Regions from separate parts of the Mus musculus genome. Here region 1 is linked to region 2. A link is a loop called in an ENCODE intact Hi-C map of the cell type or tissue named here. Cell type or tissue: left cerebral cortex. All regions are shown on one strand. Links, peaks and the distances in the headings refer to the core of each region. The heading gives the core; the rest is flanking DNA.

Region 1 (7,604 bases), core at 1,990-4,489, 290 kb before region 2:
GAGTAAATGGTTAGACCTAAGGAATGTGCTCATGTCACTGGGGGTCCTCTTTAAAACCGTTAAGATGGTCACTCTGATACTGAATGTATTTTGTCATAATAAAATAAAATGTAAACAAAGCTAAGGTAAGTTCCTAACCTGAAAAAAAACAAACAAACAAACAAACAAACAAACAAAAAACTCAAAAAGAGTTTATGCAACTTCTTTCCTCTAGGTACAAACTCAGGAGGCCCTCTGTGACTGTGTTCTGATGAAGACTGGTCCCTCTAGCTGGACAGTGGTGGCGCATCCCTTTAATCCCGGCACGCAGGAGGCAGAGGCAGGCAGATCTCTGAGTTTGAGGCCAGCCTGGACTACAGAGCAAGTTTCAGGACAGCCAGAGCTACGCAGAGAAACCCTGATTTTCACAGACAAACAAACCAGGCTTGGTGTAGATCTCCAGTCCCAGCTACTCAGAAGCCTGGGGCAGAAGAACTGACAGCTCAAGGCTTTCTTGTTTTATTCAGATTGTTCAAAGCCAACTGGACAACTTGGTCAATGAAACAAGAACAGCAAGAAAACTGGGGAGGTAGCTCAGGGGTAGAGCCCTTGCCTAGCCAGAGGCAAGTTCAGGCCCTGATCTGGGCACAGCCTTCTATGACCTCTGCTCTACTCTGACTACTATAAGATGAACGGATTTTAGATTCCACGTGAGAGTGAGTGACAGGATGTGGATTCTGTTTCTCTGCCTGGCTAATTTCACTAAACATAAAGCCCTCGATTTCTCATCGTGTTGCAGCTAATGTCAGGCTTCCATGTTTCTATGACTGCAGAGCCTTCCTGTGTATTTGAGTTCCACTCCTTTATCCATTCACCTGGCAGTGGGCCTCATCATGCCAGCACCACTATGAATAGTGTCAAGGCCAGTATACTTTAAAAAAAATAAATGTCACTAGTTTCTATAGGACCGTCTTTGTAGGTATCAGGGACCATTTATCATAAATGGAGGTCTTTATGACTTTTTTCTACTCTTTCTTGAGTAAAACTATTTCTCCTCAAGAAACAAGCAACTGGGGAAGGGAAATCTTTTATTAAATATTTTGCTCTATTTCAGTCATAAGTGTGTATGTATAATGGCATAATGTGTATAATGTCATAATGCTATATGATAATATAGCATTCACTGTGAGCACATGACCTTGAGACTACAGTTATGGGGTTTGGAGACACCACACTGTTCACAGGGAAGAAGGCTGCTGTTCCAGGTGACGCCACCCCTGAGACTGTAGGTTCAGTCTAAGTCATCTCTTCTGAGCTTGACATCTGAGAGAAGTGTGCTGGATGGGTGGAGGTGTGAGGATGGACCAGTGGCTATGTGTGTGTGGGGGGGCTCTAACTCTTGTCCTTTCTCCACCCTGCCACTCCAATCCCTCTCCTGTCTCTGTAGCCTCCTGGCCACCACCTCCACCTCCCTCCTCACAGCTTTCTCCTCTGGCAGGGTGGCTATCTGCGACCCATCAGCTGAACAAGGCATTTGTCAACTCTAATGGATGGAGAGCCCAACCCTGACATCCTTCATGCATCCCCAGGGGCTTTGATCTTCTTGTCTACACACATAAATGAGAGGACTACTGAGGCATTCAGGATGAGGCACCAGGAATGTCTTTGCAGAGGTGCTTTGGCCTGCAGAAGATAAGAGTAATGAGCTGCCATCCCAGGCCATTAGGGCCAGAGCTCCAGGGGACTCTTCATGGAAAAGTTAGTCAGGAGGCTGGCTTCAAGGGATCTCCCTGTCATTACTCCTTGTTGGTGTTTATATCTGTGGGATGTAGATGAAGAGGCTCGTCCCTCTGGTACCGCCTTCCCTCCTCAAAGATTACACTCAACTGTGGTTGACACTTGCCAAGGTCTCCCTGCCCAACATGGGGTCACGTATGGTTACTGTCAGGGGTTTTGGAGTTGGGGGCTTGTCGGGGGCAGGTATTTCTAGGGCCTGTGGAGTCATAGCTGGCTTAGGAAAGTTTTCCATACTATTGCAAACCTGTCTGGTCTCTTCCATCTTACTGCATCTTTTGAAGGACCAAAAAAGAAAAACAGGATTACTGTCCTCACTGAAGTCCAAACATGAGATTGGCAGGAGTGAGTGTTTGTGGATAGGGATACTTTGAGTGGACACTCAAATGATCAAATGGCATCAGTGCGGCAGACAAAGGTCCCATGATTGGTCGGGAGAGCAAGCAAAGCAGCGGTTCTGATCTCGCAGCACTGACCTGTCTGTTCAGCTCCCTCCATTGGCTGACAGGCTCACACCATGTGTGTCACTGGGACAGGTGTGTGGTGACAGGACACATCCCAATGGTCTGCTTTCTTCCTCCATGAGCTCAGCTTCCAGCAGGATTTCTCTTTCGTACAACAGCTTTCTATGAAACTGGAAGTGGTCCTGCAAAGCCATTCTCTCCCCCTCCCCCTCCCCATCCCTCTCCCCCTCCCCCTCGCCCTCCTCCTCTCCCTCTCCCTCCCCCTCCTACCTCTCCCTCCCCTTCCTACCTTCCTCCTCCGTCCCCCCTTACATTTCCATACTTTCAGTATCACTAGGATATCCTTACCTGTCCCCTCCTGAATGTGTCTGCTAATGGGTGTCTCACTTCCATCTTTGACTTGTTGGCTGCTTTGAGTTCTTTCTGTGTTGGGCTCATACCTGTTTGCCCAAAATACTGATAGGATGCTGGGCTTTCCTCCTGGCCCTTGGCTAAGCAGAACAAGCACAACTCGTGTCCATGGTTCTTATGTGGTCCATGAAAGGTCTTGCTCTATTCCTGTCAAATGGTGAGAGGATTTTTTTTTTTCTATTCCACTCACTTTACCCAGGCCAACACTAACTCTCAGAGAGCTTTCCTATGGATTAGAAAGATGCACTTCCCACACTACTGCCACCTGGTGGACATATGCTGTAATGATCCTGTGAAGGCCAGTGCCCAAATGCCTTGCTTTGCTTTAAGTGTCAAGAGGCCCATTAAGGAACCTTGTCACAAGTGCCTACTGAAGCCTAGCTTTTCCTACTTTTTCGCTGTCTAAAACACTTCAGTCCCCACTGGGATCACCCTCCCCTGTCCTCATAGCTCACTCTCTGGATCAAACCTGCTAAGGGGCCCCATCCTATACCGTTATGTTTGTAATATCCTTTCTTTCATTCAACAGCTTCTGAGTGGGGACTTGCATAGACCCCATTGTCCCTAGAAGTCACATACAGAGTCAACATTGGTTATCACAGCCCCTACCTAATCTGGAAGTCCTCTTTGTGGCTACCAGTTCTGTGGGGCCAGCTACTACCATAGAGCGCAGATTGGCATGTGTCAGCTGCCAGGTCATGGTCCTTGACAGCATTAAACATCCTTCCTGGGGCTGTGATACTCTCACCTGTAGTTTGGGAAGGAGAGCCTGTCCTGTCTTTATTCCCAGGGACACAAGGTCACATACACACAATGGGTAAATGTAAGAACTGTCCCTGTCTGGAGTCACTTTCTGTCCCTGATCATTGTCTAGAAGAGGGATCTAAGTTTTAGCCACCATCTATCCCTGCTGTACCCAGAGTTTGCTCAGCCTGGCTGGTTGGCAGGGTCTTCCTTAGCTGCAGAAAGAGTTAGGAGAACTAGGAAGGCCCTTCAGATGCCAGGAATTCTTTACAACATGTCTATTTCAGTTGCTACATTGCTGCCTTAAATTACTGAGATGCCGGGGCAGCCAGCCTGCCTCTGACCACTCATGTGCCTCCCATCCTAGCCCTGACCCTATCCTCCTCAGTGCCCTTCGTGGGCATCACAGCCCGAGACAGTCTGAGCCTGGACTCTATCCAGAACAGAGCCAGGATAGGGCCCAGCTCTCCTCAGAGCATTTGAGCCAATTAAAATGACAAATGACTGAAGCTTATCTTGCCTCCTCTGCCTTCTCCCCCTCCACTCTGCATTTAGACCTTCCCTTCCAGGGAAATGGGCTGGGAACACCTTCCCTCCTCCAGGCCTGCGAACCTTCCAAAGTTGGTGATGACGTGACGCATGGCTGTTCCTCTACCTCCCCACCAGACCACTAGTGTTCTGGGAGCCTTGCTCTACAATGGAGAACAAGGAAGAGGCAGAGGAGATGGGGAGAAAAATAAGACCACTGGCTCAAAATCTTTTAGACTGTGTGTGTGTGTGTGTATGTGTGTGTGTGTGTGTGTGTGTGTGTGTGTGTGAGAGAGAGAGAGAGAGAGAGAGAGAGAGAGAGAGAGAGAGAGACCATTAGTTTGGGGTCAGAGGTTGATGTCTTCCTCAGTCATCTTCCATCTTACTTTTTGAAACAGGATATGTCGCTAAATCCACAGCTTACCGGATCACTGATTTGGTAGAGTGGACCAGGGATATGCCTGTCTGCCTCATTGCACCTGGCTTTAAAAAAAATAGGTTGTGGATTCAAACTCAGGTCTTCATACCTGCATGATGAGCACTTTACAGCCTAAGCCATCTCCATAGCCCAAAAAAACTGGGTTTTTTTGTTTGTTTGTTTTGTTTTGTTTTGTTTTTACGGTAGAAATCCTTGGAGCTTATTTTAAGCTCTGGCCTTGGGCTTTAGAGTTCTAACAAAAGGTGGTATAATCACAGCAAGGATGACCATCCCCCATGCCTGCCCAGGAAAGAGGCAGGAGACAGTCACATGCAAGCCCATCTCTCAGGTAGGCCATCTCCAGTGGGAATTCGTCCATCAGGGAGACCCTTCTGCAGGAAGAGGCCCATCTCAGGGGAGGACTGTCTAGAGCGGAGGCCAGCAGGTAGAAATAAGAGATGTGGATGGTCTGTGACTCGTGTTCGTCAATCTCGTGCCTGGTACCCCCACCTCAAGGCATCTGTCCTAACTTCCCTAGGAAGCAGAACTTCCACCTCTGCATTTAGCCGATTTAAAGGTCTCCACTATCATCAACAAGACGTTCATTTAAGATCTAAATGGAAGTCTAAACACAGCCCTTTGCTTTTATCATGCCCCCAATGGACTCCTGCCGATCCTTCAAAACCCAGTCCGATTACTCCCCCGTTTATGTGCCCTGCCCTCTGTGAGGCTATAATTACTTCATTGAGTTCATTGGTATTTTCATAACTGTCTGCTACATGCCAGGCACACCGTTGGCCCCGTGAATGGCTGAATAACTAGGAGGAAGGAAATTCTTCCCTCTTCTAGGCATGTGCTTAAGTTGAAAGAAGCAAACAGAAATTTCCTTAAAACTAAGCCAGGTGGGTCCTCAACAGTAGATCCAAGGCTGTCATTGGGGTACAAGCCTGTAATCCCAGCACTGAGGCAGGAAGGTTGCGAGTTCAAAGTCATCCTTGGCTACATCCTGAGTTCAAGGTAAGCCTGGGCTACTTGAAACTGTGTCTCAAATCAACAACAACTGAAAGCAAACAGAACAGACCACTACACACACACACACACACACACACACACACACACACACACACACGGCCTCCTTTGGTTTCCTGTGCTGAGTTTTGTATGTGGCCTCCAGGTAGGTTCAACAGGTGTGAAAGTTCCTCTCTAACACACAGCTTCATGCTGAATGCTTCTCTTTCTGATAGAACTTGGGGCTCACAGGTCCCCAGCTTCTTGGGTCTGAGCTACTGCAGTAGACTTCTAGTTGACCAACTACTAACATAGCTTCCTAGGCTGACCTCCTGGGCACCACTGTGAGCCAGGCAAGCACCCACTTCCCACGGAAATACACAGTTCAGTGCAGGCCCAGTTATGGGTCCTGGAATGATGGGGCTAAGAAGAGCTCAGGGATCCATCAGTTAGCCATGCACGGAGATGGTGGTGGCCCTCCCTGCACAGGGCAGGGACACAGTTTAGACAGTGGGCTCTCAGAAACCCAGCACAATCAGCAGATTGTACACTCCTTGCCTGCTTAAAGCATGGATGGATGCTCAACAATGGCCAACCACTGCACTCCCTGCTCTTCAGGTCTGGGTGCTGCACCACACTCAGACATGGCCTGCGGTAGTGACGCTAGTGTTGTGATTGATGGAGGCAGAAATTAGTACACATGTGAAGCATGCTCTGTGTCCATGTGTCCATGTGTCCATCCCTCGTACCTGTGGCCTCACATGAACTTTGAGACTCTAGGGAAAAGATATCTATACTAGTTCCAGGTTGAAAACAAGGAGAGGAGGCTTAGCAAATGGTACCACTTGCCTACACGCTCACTGCCTTTGTCCCTGAGGGAACATGTAGGGATGACAGGTGCACACGAGGCAAGGGTACCAGCCCAAGGGCTTGTTCAGAGCCAGAGGCACCAGCTCTCTTAGAGCTGTGCAGCTCCTGCCTTGGCCATGTCCTGCACCCATCATGCCTGCAGGCTACAACAACAGGAACAGTTGTTTAGAGCATCCACCATGTTCCAGGTACAAGGCTGGATGACTGACACCCTCTGCTCATTATCTGAGCAGTCTCACCAAGCATCCATTATCATTTTCATCTCCCAGGTAGAGAGATGAGGAGCTGAGAGCAACCAACCTGCACCGAGTCATAGCTTGTCCAGTTGGCATCCACTCTAGACCACTGACTTGGGACCACCTGAATCCTTGGAACAGCCTGTTCCCTGTCCATGAAATTAGCCTCCTTTTCTAATGGGTCACCAACGGATGGCATGAGCGGCCAGCTCCTCCCAGCTTAGAGTCCCAGTAGTGCTCCTAGCACAGCTGCTGTGTACTTCAGGCCAGAGACTGGTGGTGCCGTTCCCAAGCCAAGTGCGTACCAACCCTGGACACCACCCTGTGGAACAGTGAACCACTAGCACAATAAGTGACCTTACCTTCACTTGGCCTGCTAATCCCAGGGGGCAGAGGAAAACGTGCCTGTGTCTGAGGTCAGAAGAAGCAAGCCTGCCTGGCTGCATAACCTTGGGCTTCCTCTCCCCTCTAGGCCTCAGCTCCCTTTTCCAGGCATTCACAGGATCTGTTAGGCTCAGAGGCTAGATATCAGTGCTCCCTAACCCAGCTTAGCTACCTGCAGTCAATGGTGCATTCTAAGCCTTGGGTGGTTTTCCTACATAATGAAGGTGTGGCCGTCAAGTACTTCCCATCCTTACTGTGCAGATGGAGTGGGTGATGTCCCAGGGGTATTAGCACTGTGCAGGGGGTGTCACAAAACAGGTGTCTGCAAAATACTCCCAACTACCTTGGCCTCATGAGTGTTCTTGTGCCTTCCTGGGGCCTTAGATGGCTAAGCACCAGGGAGACAGGGCTCTCAGGCCTTTTCCTAGAATAGGCTGTTTCTCAGCACCAAACCCTTCTACACACAATAAACTAGAACTTTCTGGCTCCCCCAGGCCAGCTGCAGCTGCTGTCTGAGACATCACAGCATCCTTGAGAAGGCAGCTCAAGGGCATGAGCTTAGCCTCATTCCATCCTGGGCCTCCCTTGCCTAGCAGTCCATGACCTTGAAGATGTTGCATGCTGTGTGGGCTGGGCCGGGCCATAGAGATGGCGGGCAAGAGACGGGAGCTGGAGACAGAGACCGTGAGCTCAGCAATGGCAGGGGTGGAGGGGTGGGGGGAGGCAGTCAAGGCCAGAAGACAGAGGCACAGACAAGAAGTGAGTCTC
Region 2 (7,604 bases), core at 1,840-4,339:
TCCTCCTAGCTCAGAGGCTAAAGCCTCCTGCTTTTGAAACACCTTCACCAAAGTCAGAGGGCGACTGGAAAAGGTGATGATGGCGTTGGTGGCTGTCACCACTGTCTGCTGCTGGATCTCTCTGTGAATGCTAGTCTGACTCCTCTGTGATGTTGTGGCTGCATCACTGTTGTGGAACGCTGTGCTTCGAGCACATCAGCACATCAGCTATTACTATCTTAATCAGAGGAGCTGTGGTTACTCACAAGAGACCCTCCTGATTCAACCTGTGGAGGAGGGTCATAAGACCTTTACCTGAGACTCCAGCAACTCCATGTGGCTCAGAGTTAAGAGCACTGGCTGCTCTTCCAGACGCTTGAGTTCAAGTCTCTGCACTCACGTGATGGCTCACAGCTGTCTGTAATCCCAGTTTAAGGAAATTCAGTGCCCCTTTCTGGCTTCCATAGGTACCAGGCTACTGGAGAGTGTGGAGCTCAAGGAGACCCTCAGGCAGGATTAAGACTCAGGATGGTCAAGGCACATCCAGAGGCTGGAAAAACTAGGATTTTGCCAAGCAATCTATAAATATTTCAACACTGTATAGTGTAAGGCTGTGTGTGATGTGCGTGAACATTTTGCGGGGTTGGGGCATGGTTTATTATTCCAGTTTAAAGGCCAGAATACGAAGGTTCAGGGAAACGATTTGCTGAAGGTAAATCAACGATTGAGCAAGATAGTCAAGACTCTTGCACAGGCTTTGAAATGAAGTGTCTTCTAGGCAGAGAGGAGGTGTCCCATAGAACACTTCCAAGTCTAGGTTGACATCCAGGATGGACATGCCAGCAGTTTTGGGGGTCTCTGGGGGTCCCAGCTGTCTGGTATTCCCCACCCCATGAATTCCCTTGGTAGCTAGCTTCTGGTTAATTTAGTAACTGCCACAAGAGGGATGTCACTTCTGTGATTAGACCACAGGAATCTGACTTTGGTCTTGCTGTCAGACTGTCCCTTGATGGCTTTGACAAGATAAGATTTGAGGGCTACATGGCAAGCACAGGAAAGCCACTCTACCAAAGCCAAATGGGAGCTGAGCCACATTCCATCATCCCCCAAAGGAACCCCCTCCTCACACACAACGACTCATAAGGACACCCCTCCCTTGTCGAGTCTTCAGAGACCCCCTCCCCTTCTCTAACAGTCACCGTGTTGGGAGAACAAATTTTAAACCAAGAACATTCTCTCAAGTATTTGATAACAGTCATTATAAATATGAACCAAATCAGGACTGAACCCAGGTCTCAACAGGTCCCTAAAGATATTAATAGAATCTAGAAGCCACTTTTGCCTGGAGGACATTTGTCATGCCTAGCCAATTGGATTTCGTTTTGAGAGCCTCACAGAGAATGGGAGACAGAAATAAACCCGAGCCCAAATCAACCAAAAAACAGAATAGAAAAATGTCCCCACACTGCGCAGGAATCCTGAAGGGCTATATCCCTACAGTCAGGTCATCCCTACAGTCAGGTTAAACCAGATGTATGCCAGTTTCCTAGGGGTGGAAATCACATAGTCTGGGTAGTCCAGGGAGCATTTAGCTTTGAATTGGATTGAAGGTGGTTCTGTAGAGGCATTAAGCAAGCAGAATTCTCTTTGAAGGAAAGTGTTTTCATCTTGGTTTCAAATTGAAAAATAATTTCAATAAGTAACTTTTCCAGTAGAATGGTCCTGACACAGGAAAGATAACTTTGTACCCAAAGAGATGAAACTGCTTCAAGGGGAAGCTGTTTTGGGTGCTGGGGTACATATACAAGGGCTCTTCCCAGCGTACCCCACAAATTGTTTGCAGCACCAATCCAGGCAAGATCCTTTCAGCAGAAGTCTTGGTGCACGGGGGTTGCCATCAAAGGCATTTTTTCTTCCTGGTGCTTTAGCCTGGGTTCTGCGAGGGCTATGGACACAACATCTTCGTGTTGCTATGTCAGGACAGACTCTGCCTGTATGGTCGTGTCCATCCCAGGAGGACAGCACCAAGGCAGAGGGAGGAGGGAGAAGTGCTTTTCTGAATGGAGATTCGTCAATGTACTTCTGTCTGCTGTAGTTATCAGTGTTGCTATTTCAGTGAAGAATGGTGGAGCCTTCACCAGGCTCATGCCAGACGCCGTGGGGGTGGGTGTCTGGGCAGTGATAGGGCAGGGTCCCTCTCTGTCGTCAGAAAGTTTGAGCTCTCGCCAAGGTTTCCGTAGGTCGCTGAGATAGGGCCCCGGCTCTCTGGAGACAGGCATGACCTCGGGCGGGCCCCTCGTCATTGAACTGAGAGGGCTCCGTGTCAGCCTGAACTTAGTGGTGATAAGGGCCAGATAATGGTAGCCAAACTCCCACGGCCTCTCTAGGCCTTCTCAGGCCCGGAGGCCAGAGAAAGGGCAGGTCAGGGAGGGGCCAGGAGAGGAGGGGGTGCAGGGTGGCCGTGTCTCTAAGCTGTTGGGAACCCGAGGTCTCCAGGAACCCCAGGATCTGTTTGTGGGTCCATATCCCTTGTCGAGCCCAGACACCAGGACTGGGGGTATGGTCACCAGAAGCCCTGAGGGGTCATCAGGTTGTGAGCCCTTCCTTCCCTACCCTGTTCAATTTCCTCAATTTTACTGTATCTGTTAGCTATTTTCATGGGTAAGGTTAGGAGTGGATGCCTGTGTCCTGGCTGCCATGAATTTAGAGGCCAGAGATAATCGTCAGAAGAAGCCAAACTTGGTCACGTCGGCACAGCTCTGAGAGGTTTCTGGTGTCTATGCTCTCTGACTCCGAGAGTCACCTAATGCCTCACCTTACAACACACTCCTTTAATAACAGCTAAATCTGTGTGTGCCCAAGGGGATGACGCTCCAAAGCTCTGGGCTGTGAGTCTATCTGTACATCAAGACGGCAGGTTGTGGATTCCAAACTGAAGACCTTCAGAAATAGCTCCAGCTTTTCTGCTCATGTCAGTCGGTAGGGAGCCACAATCACGTGACAGGAGTCAGAGGTACAGTATGCAGTGATGATTTGTCCCTGAGCCACCTGTCCTTGGAGAAGGGCCTCTAATTCACGCATAGGTCACTTGAGCAGCTTGAATGGCAGCCCAGAAGTCCCACACCTCTGCTGGTGTCCTTGTCCTCTGGAGCCTTCTGCCTAGGGCAAGAATTGGAAGAAACGATTCCAGGTGTTATCGTTTCCGAAGCAGAAGACTGAAGCCCCTTTTCCGTTTCGCTAGAAGGTGTTTTCATCTGCACAACACAGCTAAATCTTTATTTTGTTTTGTTTTGTTTAAATAAAAAAATGCCTCGCTGATCGAGGCTCTAGTGCCATCTGCTGGAATTTTCAGGCATTGCATGGGTGTCTGTAGCGTTCAAATGCAGTCTTAGGTTAAACGTGCAGCTGTCTATTTATAAGTATATGCTCAGAAATAGCTCACAACATGACTGTAAATGATGAAAACAGCCTCCAGGTGGCAGGCTTACCTGGCTAGGTTAGAATAGAGGCATCGACAAAGATTTACGCTGTAGCTGAAATGATTTGCTCTTTTTTCCTCTTAAGGTATCTGAAGCCAGTGTGGCAAAATGCTAACGTTCACTAAAAGTTACAGGTGCAGCCAGGTGTAGTGGCTCACCCCTTTAATCCGAGCATCTGAGAGGTAGAGGCAGGTGGATCTCTGTGAGTTTGAGGCCAGCCTGGTCTTCAGAGTGAGTTCCAGGACAGTCATGGCCACACAGAGAAACCCTACCTCAGAAAACATACAAACAAACAAACACCAACCAACCAATCAAACAAACAAACAAAACTTATGGGTGCTCATATTGGGAATTGGTTTTATGTACTGTTCTTTGTGTTTAATATAGCCTACCATGGTAATAATTATATAGTATAGCAGTCTTTATTATGCTATAGGAGATTTCAATTCATCATGTGTTGTATACCTACATCCATATAAGGGTAATAGATAACAACAAAGTCATAGGTTGGAGCGATGACTCAGCAGTTAAAAACCACTTGCTGCTTTTGCAGAAGACCTTGGTTCAGGTCCCAGTACACGCAAGAAAGCTCACAGCTGTCAGCAACTCCAGTTCCAGGGGATCAGAGACCCTCTTCTGACCTCCTGAGACATCAGGCACACGTGTGAAACATATACATACACACAGGTATTCACATATCCATATAGAATAAAACATAGATCTTAAAGACCAACAGCGTCACAAAAATGTAAAATGGGTTGTCTGGGCTCCTGCAGGAGTTGGGTTTATAACAGAAGAGCTCCCTGGTGGCTGTTGCCATTCACAGGTCTCCTGGAGTGGATCCGGGTAACTGAGTAGCAGTCAGGCTCATGTATGGCCTAGAGAACAATGTAACTCTTCAGCAGAGTGACAATATGAAGACCTGTGTAACAGATGTGATCTTTTGTTGCAAACCACCCTGCTTTCCTCCGGGAACAGTCAGCAGGAACCATCAGAATGTCAGCAGCATGGAATCTGGACTCCGCAAAGAAGAACCCACAGAGAGGCAGAAGGAGGTTGCTAAGATGTTTACAGGTCAAGGTTCAGGTTGTAGACATGGTCACACACCTCACTCTCCCGCTGTGAGTCCTCAGGTCAGAGTCATCAGCACTGGGCACTGGGCTCGCAGGCTCTGACAATTCTGGTACAGGTTTGTGGGCGAGGGTTGGCAGGATCTTGGTCAGTACACAGTAAGCACTGTGGGGCTGGTGGTGGGTTGGGGTGGGGAAGGTGGGGAGGTGGGCATGTGTGTGGCTGAAGCAGCTCTCTTAGACTATATTTTGTGAAACAGCAGTTTTATTCAGGAGTAGCAAGGGCTATATAAATCTTGGGGAGTAGGCAGGAGAGTGTACATTACTGGGGCTCAGGAGATGGGAATGCTTTATTTGCATGAAGAGGGATTCCAGGTGCTTAAGTCTGTAAGGTGCCCAAGAGTCTATGTGGCTTCCTCAAGAAAGATAGAGGTGGGGGTCGGGGGTCATGGAACTATGTGCCCTGGGGCAAGCAGGCCAAGAATAGTGTAGGGGAATCCTTACTCCTGCCCAGATAAGATTTTGATCTCAAAGTGGGATTTTCATGGTTTGGATGCCTCTTCCCCTCATTCTTGTTCCAGGTCTGTTCTTGGTCACACTTGTCCCACACACGTTCATAATATAGTTTTAAAAAAAATACTCCAGGCACACCCTGTTCTTTTATTTACATTGTATGTGTGTTTTATTTAGGTTGTCTCCATAGATTTTAAAAATAAAATATGCTACAGATTTCAAAGTGATTGTTTTGAGGTTTTTGTTTGTTGTTTTTGTTTTGCTCTTTAATGTCTTCAGTTGCTTACTTCAAAGCAAGAACAGAATCCTGGGGTACCAGGTATGGAAAGGGAATTGACAGACAGTATTCAGTTTGTTTTGGTGGCTGGAGCTCAGGCTGGGCAGGTGGTTGTGGATCAGGAAGCAGAGCCTGCGGACCAGGACATAGATCCTGGTGACCAGGTGCCTGGGTTTTGCATCTCACAGTTTGTGTGTGTGGTGGGGTGATGAGTTCTGCAGCCTGTCAGTGATAGCTGGAGCCAGCAGCCCTTTTAAATTAGGACCCTTGAAAGATAGACTACTCAATGGAGGGAGCTTTCTTGGGAAAAACCAAAACCAAAACCAAAAACGAAAAACACCTGCTGGTGAGGGAGGCTTTGCTAGGGCTCTAAATGCGACAAATACCTTCCATGTAATCCACCCAGGGATGAACTCACAGACAGATGTCACATAGACATAAAACTATGCTACTTTGCCTCACAAAGAGAAGAGAGGATGGTTGGAGCTCACTGGCCACAGGCCTAGCTTCAGGCTCAATGAGAGCCCCTGCCTCAGGTGAGCGAGGTGAAGAAAAATAAATAAAAATAAAAATAAAAATAAAAATAAAAATAAAAAGGTTAGCTCTAACTAAGCTCTTTTCTGGATTAGTAGTGCTACTTTTCAGTAAACCCTTCTTCCATGTGCGCTAGCAAGGGCAGGTATCACGTGACTCAGAGCCTTCACCAGCTTATTTTCCATACTTGCTTCCTTTTTAACCTCTGATATACATTTGCCACGGAAAACAAGATCGTTTAAAAAGAAAGTCCTAGGGCTGGTGAGATGGCTCAGTGGTTAAGAGCACTGACTGCTCTTTCAGAGGTCCTGAGTTCAAATCCCAGCAACCACATGGTGGCTCACACCACTCTGTAATGAGATCTGATGCCCTCTTCTGCTGTGTCTGAAGACAGTGTACTTATATATAATAAGTAAATAAACCTTTAAAAAAAAAGAAAGAAAATCCTAATTGTGTTTAGATCATTAGATTTAAAATTAGTGAATTATAATATAGAGACATTTCCTTCCATTGTAGAACATCTCAGATCATGTACCCTATGCAAAAAGGCCACCTGTCACTTTGGGGGCCTTATGAGGTGTCATAGTCAGCATTTTTGGTTTTTTGTTTGTTTGTTTTTGTTTTTCGAGACAGGGTTTCTCTGTATAGCCCTGGCTGTCCTGGACTCATTTTGTAGACCAAGCTGGCCTCGAACTCAGAAACCCTCCTGCCTCTGCCTCCCAAGTGCTGCCACCACCTGGCCTTTAATTACCAAGTAGACACAGTCTCGAGTCATCTGAGTAGGGAGTCTCAATTGAGAGAATTCGTAGATTAGATTGCACTGGCCTGTGGCATGCTATGGGGAATTGCATTAGTTGACTTGGGAGAGTCCAGCCCACTGTGAGCGGCACCATTCCTTAGGCTCTGGGCTACAGAAGAAAGTGAAACATAAGCCCCATAAGGCAGAAAGCAGCTTTTCTACATTGTTTCTGCTTCAAGTTCCTGCCTAAATCCTGCCCTAACTTTCTCCAATGATGAACCAAAGCCTGGAAGTATAAACTAAATAATTTTTTTTCTTCCCTTGCATTGCTTTTGGTTCAAGTGTTTATCATAGTAGCAGAAAGAAGATTAAACGATATGTATAATCCATATAAATTGTGGAATCTTTCTTTGTGTATAAAGATGTTTTCTGTTTCTGACTGATACGCAGTGACCGACAGACCTGGTTTATTATACTTTAGTATACTTAATCACTCTGTCAATCGACATTTAGCTTATTTGTAACTCTTGCTGCTATGAATAATTCTGTAAGAAACTTCTCATGTCCACACAAAGGTTTTTCTCTTGTGTAAGCAGGGAAGGATGACTTTCCCCTGAAGGGAAGGAACATTCAGCTTCCTGACATTTAAGTATCTAGAGTTGGCTTTCCAAAATGACTAGGCTAACACACACATTTCTTTTTATGACCAATGAATAAATTAATCTAATTTGCCATCATCTCAAGCAGGACTTGTTGGCTCTTTTAAAAGTTTCCCCCTCTGATTGTTGTTTTCTTCCTTTAGTGTGGTCAAGAAGCAGGGGATCAGGCATGTGCCCACCCCATACCCCCTACCCCATACCCCCCACCCCATACCCCCCGCCCCATACCCCCACCCCACCTTCCTGTTTTCCATCTTCTCTATAATACATCACACAGGTATTCATATGCTCACAGTCCGTATCAAGTTATACAGTGACCCAGACATACATCCATATGGTCAGAAGTCATGGGAT

The links. A loop is a pair of places that touch in the nucleus more often than their neighbours do. Peaks named below come from ENCODE experiments on the same cell type or tissue, not always from the same donor. Only the 100,000 strongest peaks of a DNase experiment are listed, where the experiment ranks them.
Region 1: a loop joins it to region 2, with 2.6 times the contacts of the local background. A loop is called at or near these places in 10 of 42 quality-filtered maps.

Annotation. Positions count from the first base shown.
Region 1 is chr14:63,353,491-63,361,094 of GRCm38, reverse strand. It overlaps Gm36165 (a long non-coding RNA gene), which reads right to left and starts at 2,423. Exons shown (of 4, transcript XR_874703.1): 1 at 2,250-2,423. Gm46458 (predicted gene, 46458) reads left to right here. Exons shown (of 2, transcript NR_168493.1): 2 at 215-1,092. It also overlaps Gm4151. In left cerebral cortex, for the core only: a CTCF peak has its summit at 2,927 (motif pointing left); a DNase peak (open chromatin) is centred at 2,928.
Region 2 is chr14:63,062,545-63,070,148 of GRCm38, reverse strand. No RefSeq gene overlaps it. Among named protein-coding and RNA genes, the nearest start is that of Gm35908, 4.5 kb to the left of the region's middle. RefSeq lists an enhancer at 7,083-7,604. In left cerebral cortex, for the core only: a CTCF peak has its summit at 3,317 (motif pointing left); a DNase peak (open chromatin) is centred at 3,324; H3K4me3 peaks cover 307 bases.